Regions from separate parts of the Homo sapiens genome. Here region 2 is linked to region 1. A link is a contact called in ENCODE Hi-C or POLR2A ChIA-PET data. All regions are on one chromosome and are shown on one strand. The core of a region is the stretch at or near the end of the contact, and the rest is flanking DNA. Distances in the headings are between cores, read along the strand shown.

Region 1 (6,128 bases), core at 2,528-5,027:
TAAATGGGGTTACTATTGATCTATTATTCATAGAGTTTTTGGTAACATTCTGTTTTGTTAAAATACTTTGAGAGCCTTCTAGGAAAACTGTCAGAGAAAACTTAATATGTACTATTAAGGTTTTTTTAAAAAAATGTACGGAGCACCTATTGTACACAAAGCACTGCATCAGTTATAAAAGACACAAATATAACTAGTATTTTCTAAATTTAAAAAACTACACTCTAATGTGGAATTTTATAATAGATTATTCTACTAATGATAAAACCACAATATGAGCAACAATATTTCTTTAACTGCTATGGAAAAGAGACAAATATGCTTTTTACTTGTCTTTCAGAAATTTTCCCACAAATAAATGAGAAAAAGTTATGAAGAACCTCACGAATTACTTACAAGTTGTGGCCTAAAGAACATAAGCAAGGATCTGAATAATTTCCTATGCTTGATTAGGTGGCTGAGCAGAAACTGACCTTCTATCTACAGAACTGTCCTTTGAATGCCATTTGTCTCTGTGGACTCGAGGAATTTACTGTGGAGTGCCTTGCCAACAGAGTGTTCACCTTGTTAATATTAACCATGAACTTCAGGTCCTGCTGTATGTACTCAAAAGGCAATATAACATAGAACATCAAAGCCCAAGAGACAGCTGAAGAGAAATGAAGATAACAGTTAAGCTAGGGAAAACTGGAAAACTTCGAGTGGCTCTAAACAGAGTTCCCCCTACCCTCGCCACACAACACACTGACCCTGTCACATAGTTTGGTTGCTAGGTTGAATTTAACTTATTCCAAGAACTTCCACCTCTGGAGAACATATTCAACTGGAAATGACAAGTGTTACGGGGAAATGCTAAAATTTTAACATATAGTCCCCTTCGATCAATATTATCTTACAGAAAATCCCAGAAATTTTAAGGTCAAATACGCTAGGGATATTCTGAGCATTCATCAAAGATGCTGTTGTTAACTTGTCTCTTAGAATAAGGTAAAACATTGTTTTTCTTCCTAATTTCTGTTCATATGGAGGGAATGCATTTCTGAAAAGAATGTACTTTAAATGTTCACTCCAAAAACATGCAAAGAAATTTAAGAGTGAATCATATTCTCCCATTCTGCAGTTGGAGGCTGACCTGCCAGCATCTTACTCAACACTCCAAAGAAAAAGACTTTTCTTGTCTAAGAGCGCAGATAAAAGCTCTCACTTCAAAACTTTCCTCTCTTTGTAAGTCATAGTTCTTTGAGTCAGGACATGAACCTAACATTAAATGCAGCTGTCCAAGAAGTAGGTGTGCACAGGAAATGGGAAGGTGATAGGGAACAGCAAAAGGGCATTTTTATCTGGTCTCCGGGAAGGCTTGTGGAAAATTTTCCAGATATTTTATGGAATGACAAGAGAGGTAAAAAATTCAACCTTGGAGAAATATGGCAAAATTATTAAGGCACAGAATTTTTATAACTTTAGGCATATAAAAGTTAATGGGGTGTGTGTGTATGTGTTCACACAGGCACAAATATATGTGTCTATGTGCTTTAATTGGTGAGTGCTAAAAATAATTCAAATCTTAAACAGTTATGTTTTTTCCTTTTTTATCCAAATATTTTTATCCAAATTTAAGTTATGGGTTCAGTTAATTTTATCTGTTACTTCTGTGTGACCTTACTACAGAGTAAGGATCTATCACTCAATCAATAAGGAATTTCTCTACTTTCCTGCTTCCATATATTTTCTATGATAATTTTTCCTGACCACCACTCCCTACCCTTTTTTGTGTGTCTACTTTGTGAATTCAGCACACCAAGTAACAGAATTGGGTTCTGAATATCAAACATGCATTGAATTCTTGCAAAGAAAGTGAATATGATTTATTAAAAAATATATTCACCTTAAGACATACAATTCAAAAGTTGGAGTAAAGTGATGAATCTTGGACATCACTGTAACTCTGCAGGCTACGCTTTTTCATATTGACCCTTGACCTGGTCTGCTGACAAATTTACAGTTTCAGAGAAGCCTGGAGTGTAACAAAAAAGCTGATATTCTCCCTTTGTATGTGCTCCTTATCCCTTTGTATCATTTTGTGTTAAAATAGCCAGCTTGTCAAGTGCTTTGGCCTTTCAGAGATGAGCACTAGAAATACAGGAATACATAGATGTCTTTTTATATAGGCTTTTTCCACCAAATTTAGCTGCAGGGGGATATAAAAGACAAATGTGTTGACAAATGACAAGATGTTACTCACTGTAAAAATATTATTGCATGCACACAATTTCCTGTTATGGTGCATATATTGACTGCAACTTTGTTCAAAATGAACTGTATATTAAGAGAAACATCTTGCCTTGTGATCTGTTCTAGCTTGATTTTGAATTCTCTGAAAGCAGCTGTTTTAAAAAAAAAACCTTGCCCTAAACCTAATAATCACAAATAGACATGAATTTTCCCATGAGAGGCCACAAATTAAAAAAAGATTTTATTTGGATCAAAAGCGGTTTTGTCCAGAAATAGATAAAAATATTTCAGATAAAGTATGTGAAGGATGTGGCTCTGGAGACACATTAAGGAGTGTAACTGCCAACCTCTGTTGAAATGAGTGTTCTTCAATAATGATGTACAGATAGGCATATGGCTATTGAATTTATTATCTATATTTCACTTAAGTCAAAGTCTTTAAAGACAAATTGGGCATCAGAAATAGCATTCATGTTTGTAAGGGCCTCAAGACCCTCTTACCTCATAAGTGTTAATGTATAATTGATTCTAATGCATTGATTACCCAAAGAATATGTATTGTAGTTCCAATGTCTATGAGCAGTAATAAAAGGATCATGTAGTCCAATTTCTTATTTAGCTGAATTGAATCATCTTTAGTATATCAGCTATTAAAATGATATAATTATGAATTCATGTATAATAGTTTTTATTCTTCATCAAACATTGGCATTCTGAAATCTAGGTTAATATCACATCACAAAATCATAATGGATGAATCAAATTGGAGCCAGTATCTGGAACAATTATACATAAACAGAACAAACCTGAACACTTTCTACTTACGCAATCTGGTGCTCTTGAACATATAACTCATTTGGTTTTTAAAAAGTTATGTCACAGAGGGCATCAGACCTCTGCTAGGGTTATGAAACTAGATGTCTTATTCTAGTGACCTCAAACAGTTGAGGCAAAATAGCTCTAGCTGAAGGTTATTCAGTATTCTACATGTTAATTACAGTTGTCCCAGTGGTGTATGTTATGTCTGGAAATAGCACGACAAGCAAGCCCATTCTGGATTAGACAAGGCACCCGGTAGACACAACACTGAACTCAAGGTCTGTATTTGGGCATTGGCATGAGCAAATCCTAACTGTGTTTGGCAGAAATGCAGGTCTAATGATCCTTTCCAAGACTAATCCAAACACAAATGAATGACTGGACTTGGTAAAGTCTTTGGCATACCGCATTTCAGGCAAGAAATAGGTCCACTACTTTTTCCATTCTTTTATTTAAAGTCAGTATTTGATTCTAAATATTTCCTACTCCCTGTGCTAGTCTACATATCTTACAGGGCTACCACACAAAGAGGCAAATATTTTTCTGTGGGGTGGGGATTCTATTGAGGTCAGTGTTTCAGAGCTTGGTACAGGATGTCCCTTCAGCATTCTGAATCCTGGCTCAGTGAAATCACTGATAAGCCAAGCTTTTACTCTTGATTTCCCACAGAGTTGAAAAAAGTATAGCCGAAGTGACTCAGGAGAAATGGGGAAAATGTGTTTTCCCAGCCCAGCAAGCTCCTCCTGTACTCCTCCACCAACCAACATACTCCCACACACTCTCTCTGGCTCTTTTTTATTTTTTTCTTCCTCTTTGGCTTATGCTGTTCTTTTTTGGTCCCTGGCCCTAGTTATGACAGCTGATTGACATTGCTGGCAGTTCCCCTGGTGTCTGGTTAGGCAGAATTCCCCCTGCAAAACTAGGATACAAAACAAAGAGCAGACAACAGTGCAGAAAGGAAGGCTGAACAAAACAGAACCAGGAGAGATGCAATATTGTTTGCTGAAAATATTTTTAAATTTTTCAAAAAGAGGGAGCAAACCTTTAAAAGATTGTTTTAATCATCTGTGTTGCTTTTTTCTTCCCTCCTCTCTTTCTGGCCATCCCTTCCCCCGACCCTCTACATACCATTTTTGGCTTCCATTTCTCCATCTGCGTTCTTCCTTGTATTTTTTTTTTCCTGAGTCATAAACATTTTATCAGTCAGAGTTTTTGCTATTTCTGACCTACCTCAGAGCCAAACATTTGTTTTATCTTATTTATTTTTCCACCTGAAGAGTTAAATCATGATTGTATCAAGTAGAATTATGAGCAATTATTGCCCTACCTCCTCCCATTTCAGACCTATCTTTCACTGTCCTGAAGAAAACTAGATTTTTTGCTGCTTTCAACACTCCCACTATGAAGAGTCCAACACTCCCATCCAAAGATAATCTTTTCTAAAATTTTTTCACATGATAAATGGACCTCTCTATTTTCCCTCTACTTAACCATCTATTAAGTGGATCATTTCCCTGAGAAGTTCCTCTCAGTTCTCTATCATATTTCAAAAGATCACAAACAATTATGTTCATTGAGGTGTTGGTAAGTTAATATATCATCCTTTTGCTAGTACATGCCTTTCAATAAATACTATTAAGGCAAAGAAATAAATATCAACTGATGGAAACTCAGGCTTCAGCAACAGGACTTTTGAGTTATTTTCTGATTTTATAATAATGGCAAACACCTATAATTTTAGGACAGAGGTTTGTCAGGTGTATTAGGCAGAGTTCTAGCAGCTCCTTAATCTTCTTTTTCTTTCAGCAACTTCATATAAAATGTGAATTTAACTTTTATGTTACTCATGTTAATATACTTCCATAGTTTCTCTACCTCCACAGAACATTCTCTTATATTATTTTTGTGTATGGTAAAAATATATGATAAAAGACTTGCATCAGGAATTTTAATGAACTCCTAAAACTCCACACTAAGAAAGAACAAGGGCTAGGCACAGTGGCTCACACCTATAATCCCAGAAATCTGGGAGGCGGAGGTAGGCAGATTGCTTGAGCTCACAAGTTTGAGACCAGCCTGGGCAACATGGCAAAACCCTGTCTCGATAGATAGATAGATAGATAGATAGATAGATAGATAGATAGATAGATAGATAGATAGATATTCAACAATTAGCCAGGCGTGGTGGTGTGTTGCTGTGGTCCCAACTACTCACGAGGCTGAGGTGGGAGAATTGCTTGAGTTGCCTGAGCCTGGGAGGCAGAGGTTCCAGTGATCCAAGATCGCACCACTGAACTCCATGCTGTCTGGGCGATACAGCCAGACTTTGTCTCAAAGAACAAAAAAAAAAAAGAAACAGAAAAGAAAAAACAAGCAACCCAAATTTAAAATGTCAAAGGACTGAACAGATACTTCACCAAAGAAAGTACTGATGGTAAAGTAGCATATGAAAGGATGCTCAATAGCATTAGTCATTAGAGAAATACAAACTGGAGCCATAAGATACCACGACAACCTATTAGAATGGCTAAAATTAAATGACTATGCCAAGTGTTGCTAAAGATGTGTAGGAACTGGAACTCTCATACACTGCTGGTGGAAATGCAAAATGGTACAAGCACTTTGGAAAACAGTTTGACATTTTATTTAAAATTTAAACATACACCTACCTAATGATCTAGCCATTTTACTCCTTGATATTTACTCAAGAGACATGAAAGCATATAGTCATACAAAGACTTATACACAAATGTTCATAGCAGCTCTATTTGTAATAGCCCCAAACTGGGAACAACATAAATGTCCATCAACAGGTGAATAGATAAACAAATTGTGACATTTCTGCACAATGGAATTACACATCATTAAAAAAGAGCAAATTGATAATATGCACATGCAACAACAGACAAATCTTAAAACAATTACACTGAATTTTTTTAAAAGTCAGGAAAAAAGCATACAAAATTGATGTCTTAATTTAGATAAAACTCTAGAAAACTGCAAATGAATCTGCAGTCACAGAAAGCAGACAATAATTGCTGGAAAAGGAGCAGAGATGGGCAGGAGAGAGGGTTCAC
Region 2 (6,583 bases), core at 3,954-6,453, 1.4 Mb before region 1:
TGTATACTTTGATTGGTGTATAATTTGTATACTTCGATTGGTGTATACTTTGTAAAATTTGTATACTTTGATTGGTGTATACCTTGTATACTTCAGTATATACTTAGATTGGTATATACTTTGTATACTTTGATTGGTTTTGAGGAACTATTTTGCCCCTTCCTCTGGCCCCCAAATCATTCACTTGCCAGTAGGTCTGTGGGCTTAATTGAAGTCGTCATATGCAGGTGACAAGTGTACAGCTCTGGCTTTAAGGCTGGACTGTTTCGTATGCTGTTCCTCCTCTCCGTTTCTGCCAGAGGAAATTCCATCTCTTGCCTGCCTTCATGTGGTGCTGATAAAGTCCTTCCTGTACATTAGAATTCCTGTTTTCCTTTAAGCAACAGCAGGGCATTGGGAATGATCAGGAAAAGGGAGGAGGAACAGAAGAAGAATATACTCAGCCAAGTAGCATGAGCTATAACTCTTGGTTTGCCTTGCATGTCCTTTGAAACAAGTAGTTCTTCTAGGAAAAAGCACTGCTCAGTGAATTTCAAGCTTCCATGAAGCTCAAGTGAAACTCCTCTCTAGCTTACTAGATGGACAGTAGTTCACACATGTTTCCTTTTTTTAAATTATTTCTACAAATTAAAGCAAAAATCAATAATTTATTAGGTATTGATACAGTGATTAATATCATTACCTTTGTTGGTTATATAGTCAATCAGTTGATAATTTTGAGAGTTTGTATAGGTTGTTTTAGGGCAATGCATTTGAAAGATGTCAAGGGCTGTCCCATACATTGTGGAGCCTGTAATTTTTTTAATGGAGTCATTGAATTTTGCAGATGTGAATGTTCTGAAGTATTGAGTGTCCAAGAGCATCGGGACCTATTTCTTAGTAGAATGTACCCTAATTAAGATAGCGAGAGTAAAAATGACTTTTACATTTTTCATAATTTTTTTTTACTTTAGAAATTAACTTTGTTTAGGTTTAAATTTGTATATAATAAAATTTACCCATTTAAAGTATACACTTAAATTAGTTTTAACCAACATATACACTGGTGTAACCATCACCACATCAAGTTCTAGAACATCTTTTCTTTTATATACCTATTACTAAAAAGACAGCACACCATAACATGGCATGCGTATATGCCTACTGCCACAAATACTAATATGTATACATTTTTTTGTCTCTTTCTGTGCCGTTCCTTTTGGTTCTTCATTGATGGCTGAAATGGTAACTGTGGAAAAATTCCTTGGTATCCTGACATCAGAACCCTTCTTCTTGGCGAGACCACGATGATGCAACCTCAACCCACTCAGCAGGCACCCCAGGGCCCTCCAGTGGGGGCCATGCTTCCCAGAGCGGAGACAACAGCAGTGAGCAAGGTAAAAGGTCAAACATTTTCCTCGTGCAAAGTAGGCATGACTAAAATAACTTCAGTATTTTATGATATCAGTACATCTGCCGCCATGTAAACAGGAGAGTGGCAGGTTAGGGAGTAGAATCAGCTGCTATTTAAAGAGACAGTATTTCCTCTTCTTAACTTACTTTCCTTAAAAAAAGAAATCAAAGTGAGCTGTCTAATCTTTAAGTAGGCATTACAATAACAATTGATTAGTTCTGCCAATTCTTTTACAAATTTGGTTATCTACACTTTATTTCTGTGTGTATAAGTGGAATCACAGGCCTGCTTTACTGCTGTGATGCAGTAGCTTGAATTGTGCTATAAATAGCATATTTTGCCTGTAATATCAACTATAAGCATTCTCTATAATCAAGCAATTATGCCTCTAAAGCACATAAAATTTAAAAATCTGTTCTTATTAGCTCTGGAAATATTGTGGAATTTTACATGGAATCTTATCTTGGGAAGGTAGATTTTGAAATTCTTAGAGGATTATTTGTCCCCATTTCCATTCAGCTGACATGGTGACTTTTGTCACAAGTCCTAAAAATTAGAATAATCAGAGGGCAAGGGGGACATCAACTGCAGATGTTGAGGAAGCCTAGTGCAATTTAGAATAAATTTTACTATTTAAAACTCACCTATTGCACAGAGAGCAATTATATATTGGTAGGAATGACTCATCTATGGCTAAAATGATAATTTAAAGGAAGATGCATTATTGAATGTGGGCCAGGGAAGTGTATAGATTTTACTTTTTAATATTTTACATTAGATGGTGTCTGATCTCCTAGGTCTATTTCATCTCTATTATGACTGTGTTTATGGCCACGATATTTAAGTCTTAGACAGGCTTCCAAGTAGAGGACAGTTTAACAGCTCGAGCTGTAGTTATATATGCCATTTAAAAGAGGGTGTTGATGTAAGTAGGGTGCCTTTTGTCCTCCAAGCTTCTGACTAGGAATTTTGGATTTCTGAGGTTCTAGAAGAGTCTAGAAAAATGTCCTTTCTAGGATGCCATTCATTTGTGAATGGGTCCAAATTAGAATCTAGGTTTAAGCAAATTGAAACTAACACAGCGATGAATCATATCAGACGGCAAATTATGGAAGAACTTGCAACTTGCACCTATATAATATATACTGTTTTATATACTGTTTTATTTTACCAGTTAGTTTCTATATAAAAGATAAGTAAATTATAAGGCATTTTCAAGGTAACTGGTACATAGGGTCAATGGATCTGCAAGCAATGACTTAACTGTGGTTCCATGTCACAGTGATGGACTTCTCAGCATGGTTAAATCTGGAAAGCTTTCTATGACTCCATCCTTCCCACCACCCCAAATTGCGGCGACACAAAGGGTGAAATGTATCTATTAATAAAAACAAAATACTCTAAACATTGTATAAAAGAGGGGAAAAGGAGAAGCCGACTTAATGGTCTAATGAGGCTATCTTCCAGAGACTTCTTGTGTGTGAGGCTCACTTTGACCTTTCGCTTTGCTCAGGAGCCCAGCGCCTCATTTTTCACATTCTTGCAATTACGTTAACGCTTCAAGCATTTCTGACTCCAAGTCAGCTAGCAACACCAGGCATAACTCAACACTGTGAGTTTTTCTCCTCTCTGTAGATTCATTAACAGGTCACCAAGGTCCCAACTGAAATTTAAAACTGACTGGTTCTGTTGGGTTAGTTGAGTTATGGCAAGGGAGATAGCAAGAAAGGGCCAGAGAGAAGAGGAGGTGGGAGAAAGAAGAACCCAGGTTTTGGAGTGGGGATTACTTGTAATAACGAGCAAAGCATAAAGTTTTAGCGTTTCGGTTAGTTAGTTTTGTTTTTTAGGAAAGAGAAGAATTCTGAGACTGATATATAGGTAAAAACAATCACACAAACTTCTGTGCTGTGGGTAGATGCACCCACTTATCCAATGCTGAAGGATTTGATCCCTGTAGGATTCTGTTCCTTTAATCATGTCTCTGCGGGATTAAAGAATGGACATGGTAGCTTATGTGTATGAGTACTAGGAAGTCAGTCATTTTACTGTATCGAAGTTTGAAAGAAAAAAAAGGTATGATTTCTATAAAATGGGGACTATTTTGGCATAGAAAATTTCCTACCTGGCTTACCACATCAGTGATTAAAACACATATATAAGAGCATTCTGGCTTTTTACAGCAGACTTTAAAATTTGAAGGCCAGACTTGAGTGTATGTTGTCATACTCATGCCTATATTAGTCTTTTAAACAGGGTTTCAAGGTATTTTGATATTTTGTCCCACCGAATTGTCCAGAGTAGTTTCAGTGGGAAAGATTAATTATCTGCTTCAGGGCAAAGTCAACAGAGATATTGACTGAAATCGCATATGCTTATCCTAGGTTAAATCTTAGGGTTGATGTATAATGGAAAACGTGGGAGAGAAATTTATGTCCTTAGTATTAAATATATTATAATGTTTCATTGGAAATCAAGTTTGTAGTTTCGCAAAGAGTTTTCGCATTCAGAATTTATTAGCAAAACAGGCATATGGAAAACTGTAAAATGATTCAGTTTCAAAACAAATTATGATAAACACAAAAAATAGGGATGAATTGTACTAAATACAATGTTTTCATACACATTTTAAATTAAACTTTAATAGCCACATGCTATAAAACAATACATGTATTTATGTTGCTTTATAATTTTTGTGATTATGTTTACTATAATGATTCATAGAAACTTTACTTTGGAACCTAAAAATACCTTGTTTTATGACCTGATAGTGAAACAGCTACAGTTACACAGGTGAAAGTTCATCTTTTCCTCCATAGTGTTTCAGCAATGAACCAAAAGGAGGAGAAAAAATGTATATCACATTTTTAAAATATCTTAAGAAATAAACTTGGTAAAATGTGAAACCTGACTTTACTATCTTTCAAAGAGCACATGTCTAACAGTAAGCTATATAAATATGAACCAGACTTTTCATTCACTGATTTCTCTTGCTAAAAGCAGCCAAAGGAAGGGAGTTTGTCTTGTTAGTCACATTAGACGGAGGAAGAAAATCTGGTTTTTCAAGGATGGAATTAGGGTGCAGACTTGGGGCTCTGGGGAAGTAACTGGCCCTCTTTGTGTCTGGCTTCCCATCAGTAAAATGGGGTTTGATAATAAGTCTAGAGATCCCTAATTCTGTACCTGCTGAGTCAAAAGCTGCTTTGTATTTCACTGTGTATTTTGCCAGAGTAACGACTAGGAAGCAGCCCCTTGTTCCTAGAGCACTTTGAGAGCCTTAGATGAAAGACACAATATATGTACAAAGTATTATTATTATTGATGGGTTTGTGTAGCTCCCATTAACGCTGATGGGAGTTACGCATGTGAATTGGCAAGAGAATAGACCCCTCAGTGTTTAGAGCACATGAAATTTACATTTTTTCCAGTGCTGTAATTGAGATGTTGACAAATTGGAGAATATTGATGAGCCTTTGTTTTAAGTATTTCGTGCCAAGTTTGTTTTATTTTTCCTGGTTTGAACAATGGTATGGGTTCAGCCGCAATGAATAAAAAGGGTAGAGTAAAGATAACTTTGTATTTCAATATTTTGATGTGCCAATATGAAATAAATTGTCTTAGGCAAATGGAATATGCTGTTTTAATCATTAGCTATGCATGAAAGAAAAATTGATGTTGACATCTTTGCTGTAAAATCGTTGTAATGGGGCCTTCCTTACAATTCATTTTTGTAAAATTCATTTTGTACATTTTGCAGCAATTGAACAATCCCTGCACTGTGAATAGGCAGGATTCCCAGAAATACCGAGACAGTTGGCCCAGTAACTGCTGAGCTCACACTGCACACCACACGCACGTTAACCATACTGTTGCCAGACCCAGTTAACCTAAATACATTAGCATTCTAGAATCTATATTGCTCTAATCTTTCAGGACACAGGGCTGTACAAGCCAGCATAGTTCTCCCTAACTCTGCCACCTACCACGTCCCTCTGTTGATGTCCCCATCTATTTTCCAGGCGATGAGGCTAGAATTCCTCATAGCTAGATATTTATTTATGTATTATACAGTTGTTTAGCAATCATGGTGTTGAAACCTACAAATATCTCCTTAGTAGTGAATGTAAGTGTTTATAGGTAAGCAAATGTCTAAGATAGTATTGCACTTTTGAGCTTATAATACATGTTATAGTTATAAAATAGTATTTTTTTCCCACCAAAGTATTCCAGTTATATATTTAAAGAGGAGGAGGGGGCTTCAAACCCACTTACTGTGGGTCCTGAATATGTTCTACTGGGATTTCTTATTCAGTCTAGGAAAACTCTGTCAATGGAATGTTTTCATAGTGGCGGCAATCTCTTTAAAATAACCCTAAATACAATATGACAGATGCCATCTGGCATAATCTTTTGCTAGTTGCTTCTAACTTTTATTTTTCCTAGAGCTAAGTTCATCCAAAACTGGTCACTTACTGTTATGATAAATACAATGACATTTTTTTTCCTTCCTGTCCTCCTAATTGTGTCAAAAAAATTCTGTGAGACTATAATTGATAATTGAACATTGCCATAGAATAAACTGTTGTATATGGACTATTTACATTGCATTTTCTTTCTCTTTTCTCCCCCCAAATAAAATTTAAAATAATGCCATTCTTTAACCATCAGCAAACATCCAAAGATTTTCTGTTGATTTTTCTCAAGACTTTTTAGAGTAGTAACCATTAGAAGTAAAATTAAATTCTTCTAATAAATAAATGCTCTAGGAGCATGTAATGGTGCCCATAAATGCTTAAAAGGTTTCTATAATTGCTGTTAATTTTGAGTAATTTCTTCCTATATGTATCAACTTACTTGAGAAACCCAGATTTGGGATTTCTAGATTTTTTTTTTAACTGAGTCATGTAAAGGGATGTCTCCTGATGCCAGTTAGAGTTTAATTTAGAGTAGTAATTAAACTTGAATACTGCCTCATAAACAAAAGATAAACAATAAACCAGCCACGTTCCCTGCTGTTTCATAGCTTTCTTTCCCAGATGTTTTAGCCTGATAATTTTTACACAGTGAACTACCTAACATGGAGTTTTGTGGACAGAGGTAGAAAATGAGTTTTCTTTTTTGGTGTTTTTTTTTTTTTTTTTTTTTTTTTTTGGTTGTTTTTTCCTGGCAATCCTTTTTTCCTTCCAAAAAGCA

What was found. A loop is a pair of places that touch in the nucleus more often than their neighbours do. ChIA-PET counts read pairs that join two places held with the same protein, here RNA polymerase II (POLR2A). Pooled maps may share reads with other maps.
Region 2: a map of endometrial microvascular endothelial cells shows a loop between it and region 1 (5-fold over the local background). The contact joins two enhancer-like sites. A Hi-C loop is called at or near these places in 1 of 168 maps with a recorded cell type or tissue (endometrial microvascular endothelial cells) and 1 of 50 pooled maps. POLR2A ChIA-PET finds 5 or more read pairs at or near these places in 1 of 52 experiments (naive thymus-derived CD4-positive, alpha-beta T cell).

The regions. Positions count from the first base shown.
Region 1 is chr15:35,688,545-35,694,672 of GRCh38, reverse strand. All of the region lies in intron 1 of DPH6-DT (DPH6 divergent transcript), which reads right to left. Among named protein-coding and RNA genes, the nearest start is that of DPH6-DT, 150 kb to the right of the region's middle. Within about 2 kb of position 3,777, at least 8 of the 41 ENCODE cell types and tissues checked have a DNase peak (open chromatin) inside an H3K27ac peak, as active enhancers do.
Region 2 is chr15:37,078,564-37,085,146 of GRCh38, reverse strand. It overlaps MEIS2 (Meis homeobox 2), which reads left to right. Exons shown (of 12, transcript NM_170675.5): 7 at 1,262-1,376. Among named protein-coding and RNA genes, the nearest start is that of MEIS2, 19 kb to the left of the region's middle. Within about 2 kb of position 5,203, at least 2 of the 41 ENCODE cell types and tissues checked have a DNase peak (open chromatin) inside an H3K27ac peak, as active enhancers do.